Regions from separate parts of the Homo sapiens genome. Here region 2 is linked to region 1. A link is an interaction called in ENCODE POLR2A ChIA-PET data of the cell type or tissue named here. Cell type or tissue: CD4-positive, alpha-beta T cell. All regions are shown on one strand.

What was found. Peaks named below come from ENCODE experiments on the same cell type or tissue, not always from the same donor. Only the 100,000 strongest peaks of a DNase experiment are listed, where the experiment ranks them.
Region 2: POLR2A ChIA-PET joins it to region 1 with 6 read pairs; 2 of 35 experiments call an interaction of 5 or more read pairs at or near these places.

What each region holds. Positions count from the first base shown.
Region 1 is chr13:73,712,773-73,717,772 of GRCh38, forward strand. It overlaps KLF12 (KLF transcription factor 12), which reads right to left. Exons shown (of 8, transcript NM_001400136.1): 7 at 2,596-2,753. Among named protein-coding and RNA genes, the nearest start is that of LINC00393, 53 kb to the left of the region's middle. RefSeq lists an enhancer at 2,157-3,356. In CD4-positive, alpha-beta T cell, no CTCF peak of the experiment used is centred here; DNase peaks (open chromatin) are centred at 2,909, 3,279 and 4,969; H3K4me3 peaks cover 1,199 bases; H3K27ac peaks cover 4,138 bases.
Region 2 is chr13:74,042,920-74,047,919 of GRCh38, forward strand. All of the region lies in intron 1 of KLF12 (KLF transcription factor 12), which reads right to left. Among named protein-coding and RNA genes, the nearest start is that of KLF12, 89 kb to the right of the region's middle. In CD4-positive, alpha-beta T cell, no CTCF peak of the experiment used is centred here; no DNase peak of the experiment used is centred here.

The DNA.
Region 1 (5,000 bases):
CCACTAGTCAAAAGATTACGACTCTAAAGGCTCAGATGACTGTTAGTACTTGTGAGCAATGAAGTGCTTTTTAATTATGTACTTTTTTTAGACAATGCTATTGCACACTTGAGTATAGTGTAAACACAACTTTTAAATGTAATAGGGAAACAAAAAAATTGTGTGACTTCCTTTCTTGTGATATTTACTTTATTGGGATGTCGGGAACTGAACCCACAGGATCTTTGAGGTACGCCTGTATTAAGAGAAGTCCATTCACAGGATATGTTCCCTCAATTTGTGGTATGAAAACTTAAAAAGACACAGTGATCAGTTGGAGTGTATCTACAAAGACACGGCTGAGAAAACTGGAGGTGTTTGATTTGGAGAATTAAGATGTTAGTTGGTTCATGACAGTGTTGAGAGGAACACCGGGGCCAGTGAGTGAAAATTATAGCATTATCATTAGAGCCATTCTGTTCAACCAGAAGGTTCCAAGACCTAAACAGCACCGTAAGAGGCTACTGGACATTGTAAGAGAGGAGAACTCTGTCTTCAGATTGTGTTGCAGAAGAATATGCGGCCACTCAGAGCATTTAAGGAGAGTTGGTTAAACTACTAATGTGGGAACAATAGTCAGCCAGAAGTGCCAAAGAGATAATAACAGCTACAACCATCTGGTTGTTAATAACAAATTTTTTAAAATACACATAAGTATGCAGAAAACTGCACAGCAGTGACTTGCTCTCTGCGAAATATGACACGCAAGGGGTTCCCCGAATTAGGAAACACTAGACTGTAACATATAAAGTCCATTCTGACCCTTAGAGTCTGTGATTTCATTGTATTAATAGCCAAGCTAATCAATTCTGCTTCAGCATAGCATTCAAGGTTCAGATTGTTTTGAATTACAATGCATAAATGATGTCTCCTCTGCTCTCATGGTGTATGTTAGAATCTGTAAGATGCAATCCTATACTGCCATGGAGTTAAATCCTTTAATAGTACCTGATTAAAAATTTTCCTCTCTTTCACTGTTCATCACTTGGGTAAGAGGAGTGGAGGTGTCTGTGTGAAAATGAGGCTAATATGTATTCCAGAAAACTCAAAGAGAATAGGAATAACTCAAAATATGTGATGATTCATTGTAGAAAGTCATTTTTTTAAAAACAGAAATGCTCCTATAAAGTCAGTAATATGGTCTAATCATACTTCCTGCCATGATCTGTGTTCACTATCTACTGGTAGGATGGAATATACTTACTCAATTTCCATGTCTTCACACTCATTCTTTGCCTTAATGATAAAGGAACTGACTTAAAAATAGAGCCTAAGAAACAGATAAAAACCTCTCTTTGGGAAGCTCAGAATCGTAGAAAAGGAAGAATCTAGAATAAGTAGAAAAGAGAGGCTGGGTGCAGTGGCTCACACCTGTAATCCCAGAACTCTGAAAGGCCAAGGTGGAAGGACCACTTGAGCCCAGGAGTTCAAGACCAGCCTGGCCAACATAGTGAGACCCTGTCTCTAATTAAGTAGGAAAGGGAAAAGAACAGGGAGCAGAGAGAGAACATGGGCTAAATGGAAAATGATGCTAATTTCAATTATTTTGATACCTAAGCTGGGAGGCAGTTTACAGAGTACAGTTCTTTTCACATGTCTGAGATGGGAATCTGTTACATGTGAAGCTTCCAGTCAGTGGCAGATGCTGTCAAGGAAAGACGCTGGACTGGACTTGCTTGCTGTGAGCCATGTTTTACCGGGAATGTGTGAATGAATTTCCCTGCTCTATCGGCTTCTTTGGGCTTCACGCAGTCCAGTCACCACTCTTCTTAGAAGAAGTGGTGGAACTGTGGGGCCCTCTTCCTATCTTCAGTCTCTTGCCAGGGCCTTGCACTGGAGGCATCCTGGAGGAACTGGAAGCTCAGGAAGCCAGAGGATGCCAGCTGAGGGACACAGAAGGCAGAGGATGGGGTGGGCAGGGGCTAAGTGCAGAGTCACCAGTTCATTTCCTAGATGGATGGGGGAACAGTGGCAAAGGCAGTGAGTCAATTGTGGTATCAATTTCCTTTTCTGTAAACTGTCAATACTAAAACTCCTCTCCCTATATAAAAAAAATACCAGTGTGAATCAACTGGAGTTATGCCTGAATGTTTGTAAAAACTTCCCACAATGCTACGTATCTGTCATTTTTTATTTTTCAGTTGTTTACCTATTTGCTATTTGGGAGAGAGTTTTGAGGAGAGCAAAAAGCATAATCTAAAGGAATGGATAAAATACTAACTTTAAGAGAGAGAATAATTGTGTTCAGCTTCTTCTTTGATGTGCCACGTGGACATTTTTTAAAACTGATAGCCTATATAATGATTAAGTGGTGATGCTGACTGTGAGAAAGACTACTAGATCACTATGTTCCCAACATTTTAAAAGCTCAAATACTTCACTGGTTTCTCAAGTTTCTCTCTTTCTCAAGAGAGAGAGAATACATTCCGCCTAGAAGGAGGGAACTGGACTTGAGAGGTACACAGGATGAATGAGTACGAAAGGCTCCCGAGGTAAGTGGCCGGCGCTTTATGGACTCTCACTGGCTCACAGGTGAGAAGCCCTGCAGAGCGGTACCTGTATGTGTCCTCCGGTGAGCCTTCAGGTGAGAACTTTTTGTGTACACTTTGTTGCATCCCTCAAAATCACATCTGTGGATACGCCGTTTTCTGGAGTCTGGGGATTCAGACCGTCTCTGGCGTCTTGTGCTCTCAATACTAAATGGTGAAATTGAACTGGAAAAAGAAAAAGTGGAGTTACACGGTGAGATGCACACCGCCCCATTTTGGTTCTGGTGGCATGGGAACATTGTCTCAGACACTACAGCTTCACAGACTCAAGGCCACCATGACCACAGTTCTTGCTACCACTATCTTGGGCAGATCTCACTTTTCGAAACCTGAAAGGCAGGCAGCATGAGTTATTTCCGGCAAAACACTCCAAGGGAGAGAAAGACATGCTTCAAACAACAATAACAAAAACTGAAAGTAAATGAAAGCAGTGGTAGGTGAGTATTTCCTCATTATCAGAAGAAACAATCTGGTAGGGGTAAATTACCATCTCACAGTTTTGAATTTCTGAATATCCTGATAGAGAATATTTTAAGAAGGCTTGCTATAGACAAATGACAAAATGATACATTTAATAAGTAACAAGAGGGTCTGCACTGCATGTGACAACATAGAAACTCCTGTAAAATCACAAGGTACATTTCTAAACAAGGGAGTCAGGCTGAAAGAAATGACATCAGTAACATGAATCATGACAAGCTATTTCTGTTTGGTGAAACGCACCTGACATTTAACTTTTCTAGTTGGAGTTTCTTTGTGGTGAGGAATAACGTGCATTGTCTTTAAAGATTAGCTGTACCACCATTATAAAAAAAAGTTTTAACTAAGAAATTTGGCCCTAACTTGCATATTGTTTAATCTGAATGCCCCAGTAGAAAAACAGGATTAGTTTATAATGTCAGGTAATTGACTAACATGTACTTAAAAAAATCTTAATCTCTTTTGATTGAGACAGAAATAATATGACTCATCTTTTTTAGTACCATGACATTCTTTAAAATTACAGTGAGATATGATAAAAAAGCAGTCACTCATATTTCTACTCTACAAAATGTACTACAGTTAATATTTTGACATATTTTCTTCCAGCTTGTTCACATTTTGATGCTTTTAAAAATTAGTTTTTATTGGTAAATCACCTCTTTTAAAAGTTGAACATTACTGATAAAGATCAATTCCCCCCTTGTTTTCCACCATTATCCTGGTCCTTTCTCCTCCTTCCAGGGAAGAGCCTCTATCCTGAGTTTTCTTTACCTCTTTCCAATTCTTTTAAATTATGTCTACCTATACAAATCTGCATTTACAGACATTCATTTTTTTTGTGTGTTTTTTAAGTCATATGAATAATATCATGCTGTTTATATCATTCTGCAAATTGTTTTATTCCTTTTTTTAATTCAACATTTAACATTTGAGATTCATCCATGTCGATATAAATGCCATAATTCATTTATTTGAAGTGCTATATACTTATAACTTACCAATTTTAAGATCTATTTTTAAAATATTTTAACCATCTCCAAAATCAGAATGCTTCTTAAAATTGATGGCTTATTACAGTTTTACTGGCATAACTTTTTTTATTAGTGGTACATAAAGTAACGGTGCATTTTACAATTGAAGACATTTTAACTTAGATCGGGGGTCAGTGAACTTTTGCTGTAAAGGGCTAGATAGTAAATATTTTATTTCAACACCGAGGGCCACACAGTCTTATGTTGTAGCTAATCAATTCTGCAACTGTATCATGAAAGCAGCTATAGATTATATATAAACAAATGAATGTCGTTATGTTCCAATGAAACTTTGTTTACAGAAACAGTGGGCTGGCCAGGCACAGTGGCTCAAGCCTGTAATCCCAGCACTTTGGGAAGCTGAGGCAGGAGAACTGCTTGAGCCCAAGAATCTGAGACCAACCTAGGCAAGAAGGAGAGACCCTATCTCTACAAAACAAATAAACAAACCAAAAAACAGTGGGCTGTATTCTGTCCTTGAGCTGTAGCTTGCCAACTATGGAATTAGATGAAACATGGCAGGAGTCCAGTGAATATTCATTGCCATTTCCCAAGTGACGGACATATAGACTACTTGTAATTTGCACTTTCATATTGCTCCAGTGAATTTTTTCTGAAAGTCTCTTTCTGCACACGTGTCTTCAGATTTCAGTGTACCTTCTCCCTTTTACTAATAAATTAGGCAAACAAAGCTTTCTGTTAGGTAAGGTCAAATATAAACAACATTTATCTACCTGTGTCTCAAACAGTTTTATGCAAGATCTACCACAGTAGAATGAAAGAACATATGTTATGTATGGCCAAGCCACTTTTTTCAGCTTTCTTATCAATGTGGATCTGTGGTTTTCCACATAATTGACTCACAGTTGCAGGGATCGGAGTCTATCGTGAAAGGAGT
Region 2 (5,000 bases), 330 kb after region 1:
AGTAGGAAGAAACCTAGGGAAATAGGAATAAGGATTCAAGAAAGTAGCAAAGTTTAGTGGGGATCTTTCACAAGATTATTCCAATATTAATACAAAAAAGAAAGGGCAAAAAGATTCCACACATGATAAATAAGATCGGACAGACTGAAAAATCTCTCCATGAGGTTAAACAGATTCCCTTCATGAGATACTATGTTTTCATTAATTCTGTAAATTTCAAAGGCTGAATGAAATAAGGGTCTAGCACTGCTGAAGCTTGCGTAAGTATCCCACTCATGGTCAGAGGAAAATAAAGACAGTAATCCTTTGACAGATTAAATGTTTCAAACCTCAAAAATTAATGCATTCAAATGCTTCAAAGGAATATGTTTATTGATGAGTAAATATGGTTATGGGGATAGAGGACAAAGATAATTCATAATAGCTTGATCTAAGGCCATTCTGTGCTAAAACAGGAGTAACGAAACTAAGACAAGTATAAAACTCATTCCAACTTCCGTACAAACATGTAACAGGCCCCAGTGGGAAAATGGAATTTAACATGTGTGCGTGCATGTTTCTGTGTGTGTGTGTACACTCTGCTTTTGTAATGGTTTGACTGATTTTTGATATTTCGCTAAAATGTAATGAATCAGGATTATACAAATATCTTGGTCCTTGACTACGACAACCCATAAAAGCTACCAAGCTCCCATTTCTTAAAAGCACAAATTGATTAATTAATACAAAGGGATAACAGCAGTATGTGACTGAATTTAAGTTTTTCCCTTAGAATTCCTTGAGGAAAGCATACATTTCTCTACTCAACATAATATTTATGTGTTCAATCAAGACTAAAATTGTAAAAATTGGGCAATGGATCTAGTTTTGGCAAATTAGGCAGGTCCTCACAGCAATTGCTGTGTGGGTTGAAAGAAGAGTGGGAGAGCATTCAATTCATTAAACACTCCTACAGCATTCTATCTTTACTAACAATCTTGCAGAGAATTCTGCATCTATTCTTATTGCTACCAACAATATACAATATTCTTTAATACATAATATTTCATTTCTATGCCTGCTGGCAAAGCTGCAAAAAACAAAAAGAATGATATGGTCAATAAATAATTTCTCCAGTCAGAATATTAATACAAACTTTCTTATACCTTGCCCTTAGATGAATGATTCAATGCCCAGGAATATAAACTACCTTGTAAAAGTATCAGTGAGAGAGAAAAACTCTGCACACTGAAGAGGAATGAAAAGGAAGCTACCCAGAAACAAGACCCCTACTCCACACACTGACCACAACCGCCCCACCCTCTTCCTTCACTAGCACTGTCATTTGAGATGTCCCATTCCTCATCTGTAAAATGGGATAATAAAAATGCCTGCCTTGCAACACCCCAGTGGCAACAAACACACCCCGCACCCAGATCTTGGTTTCTAATACCATTTGTCAATAAGAGGAACGAGGGCTCTGTGATGAAATGAATGATTCCAGGACTGAGGCAGGAGATATATAAGATGGTGTATGGGTATGAGTATGGCACATCTTGAAAGTACCAGAAAGTAGAGAAGTACAATTAAAAAAAAATGTTTGACATACAATAAGGGAGATATGTCAGAGAGATACAAAAGTCAACTAAAAGAGTTACCAATGGCAAGCTGGGCATGGTGGCTCACGTCTGTAATCCCAGCACTTTGGGAGGCCAAGGCAGGTGAATCACGAGGTCAGGAGATCGAGACCATCCTGACCAACATGGTGAAACCCCGTCTCTACTAAAATACAAAAAATTTGCCAGATGTAGTGGCGGGCGCCTGTAGTCCCAGCTGCTCGGGAGGCTGAGGCAAGGGATTCGCTTGAACCCGGGAGGCAGAGGTTGCGGTAAGCCAAGATCACGCCACTGCACTCCAGCCTGGGTGACAAAGTGAAACTCCATCTCAAAAACAGAAAGTCTCAAAAAAAAAAAAAAAGTTACCAATGGCCAAAGCTAAAACAAATTGGGCAACAAAATAAAGTTGTACTGGATTATAATCCACAATATAAAATAAATATCCATGAATCCACACTGATATAAAAATGATGTGATAGGTAGGTAGATAGATAAGGGGGATGAGACAAATCTCCTAAGCAGAATAATTCCAAATAATTTATGTGTATACTTCACACCCAAGGAGGTGGAGTATAATTCCTTACTTCTGAAGTGTGGGGTCCACACAGTGGCTTCCTTCCAAGAGAACAGTAATAAAGACCATAATCCTTTATTACGGAAAAGAACAACTTTACAGTGGAGAAAGCTGACAACCCCTATTTCAGCCAGGTAATCAATGTCAGTATGGAGATGATAAGTCATTTTGACAGTATGTACCCTTGATGTGATGTAATGAGAACGGCACTTTACCTATGTGGTCCTCCTCCCAAAACTCATCACCCTAGACTTAACATGAGAGGGCATCAGACGAATCTCGACTGAGAGACACTCTACAAAATACCCGACGAGCACACCTCAAACTGCCAAGGTCATCGAACACAAGGAAAGTCTGAACAATTGTCACAGCCAAGAGGAGTCAGATGTGATCACAAAACCTAATGTGGTATGCTAGACAGGATCCTGGAACTCAAAAGGGACTGCAGATGAAAACTGAGGAGATCTGAATAAAGTACAGTAGGTTCTCAGATAACATCATTTTGTTCAGCATCATTTGATTACAGCATTGACGAAAATGAAAAAAAAAAAAAAATAGATCCCCAGCCCAAGCCACTGTCTGTGTGGAGTTTGCATGTTCTCCCACGTATTTGCATGGGTTTCTCCAGGTAGTCCAGCGAGCTCCCACACTCCAAAGCTGTGCCCATTAGGGAAGCTGGCATGTCTGCATGGTCCCAGATTGAGTGTGCGTGTGTGTCACCTGCAATGGGAGGGCATCCTGTCCAGGGCTGTTCCTGCCCTGCGCTCCAAGCTGCCAGGATGGGCTCTGGCCACCGCCCTGAACTGGAATAACTGAGTAATTATCTTATTGATTTTTATTAATCTTTCTGAAATGTATGTATAGCTCCTATTTATTTCAGTGGTTAATATTAGAAGTGTTTTGTTCCTTATTTAGAAGCTGGGTGATATTTCTGTAACCAGAAATTTGCCATAGGAACTTAACTCTTGTTCCTATCAATCAGTCTATAGTAAATTTGGCATGTTTAGACGTTGTTTCACTTAAACTCTGGGTTTCTAAGAACTATCTGTGACTTAAATGAGGACTTACTATATGAACTTTTATTTAATGTATCAATATTGGTTCACTAATCGAAACAAAGATCCCATACCAACCTACGATATTAGCAACACGGGAAACTGGGCATCAGGTATACAGGAACTTTCTTTGCCATCTTCTCAATTTTCCTGCAAATCCACAACTCCAAAAAATAAAGTTTATTTTTAAAAATTCCTGCCTTGCCTTCCATACAAGGTTAAATTTTTCAGAAGTTTATGGAAACACATAGTTTGTTAAAAGGCTACACCACTTAAAAATTTAAAATAAATTTAAAAATAAATATTATAGGCTTTCATTTTTTTCACTTTTTTGAAAAAGGAAAGCATTCCATTTCACTTCAGAGGGTTCTTTCCAAAGAATTTTTCCATCCAGGAAAAAAGAAGAAAGGAAAAGAAAAAAGACTGAACAACTATGTCACTGGGTGGGACCCTTGGAGAGGATACTAGAAAAAAGAGAGTTACTGTAAGAGATTACAATCAGAAGTGAATCATATAAGATTATTAGTTTCTTAACTGTAGTTGTGACAGTTTGCATAAATACACTGCAACCACTCTAAGAAGGAATGTTTCATTATAACTAACATAAATGATCATTACTTAGACAAATGTTATGATTTTTTTAACCACAGATACTTTCATTTGATATTACTACTGTGTCCTATAAAGGCAAAGAATATTTTGCATTTTCCTTACTATACCATATAAGACTTAAAATACCAAATTATATATCTTAAATTTTATTTTTTATCTCTTCACTATCATTGATTCTCCTATAAATTATTGACTTTAATATTCATTGTTTTCTTAGGAAAGAACTACTGAAAAACAGGAAAAAAATCAAGAAATTAACATATATATTGGTTTTTAAACCACAGCATTATGAAATCTAAATGGTATATAATGCAACTGGATGTATATTTATCTTCCGAGAATCCTCTCCAACCAGTCCTCCTCTATGCCAGAGAAATGCCACTTAGTCTACATGCTTGGGTAAGGATGTCCCCTCCCCTCCACATCAGCAGTGGTCATATGACCCAAGCCTAACAGCTGTGAGGATTTGCCCCTTAGTCACCTTGATTGATTTAGGAAATAGGTGACCAGGCCAAGTGTTAAATTATCAGAAAAGTGCTTGCTTTAAAAAGCCAGGCCAGGCGCGGTGGCTCACCCCTATAATCCCAGCATTTTGGGAGGCCGAGGCAGGCAGATCACGAGGTCAGGAGATGGAGAGCATCCTGGCTAACACGGCGAAACCCCGTCTCTACTAAAAATACAAAAAAAAAAAATTAGCCAGGCGTGGTGGCGGGGGCTTGTAGTCCCAGCTACTCGGGAGGCTGAGGTAGGAGAATGGAGTGAACCCGGGAGGCAGAGCTTGCAGTGAGCCGAGATCCAGCCACTGCATTCCAGCCTGGGCGACATAATGAGACTCCATCTCAAATAAAAAAAAAAAAAAACTTTATGATGGAAATTTGAGGCAACCAGCAGCTGTATTGCTGCCACATTTTGATAGCCTAAGATAAAGCAAACAGAGGCAAAAATAAATAAAGTAACCAAGAAGTGAATAGAGAGAGTACTAAGGATACTAGTCAAATTGCCACATGCAGCAGTTCTTAAACACGGCTTCACCTCTTACGTGTCCCATTCCATAAACGCTTTTTTGATTAAACAAGTTTCAGTTAGTGTATCATTTAAGATTAGGTTTGGCTGCAAGTGTCAGCAAACTTAAAAGGACAGTGGCTTAGACATTACTGAAGTTTC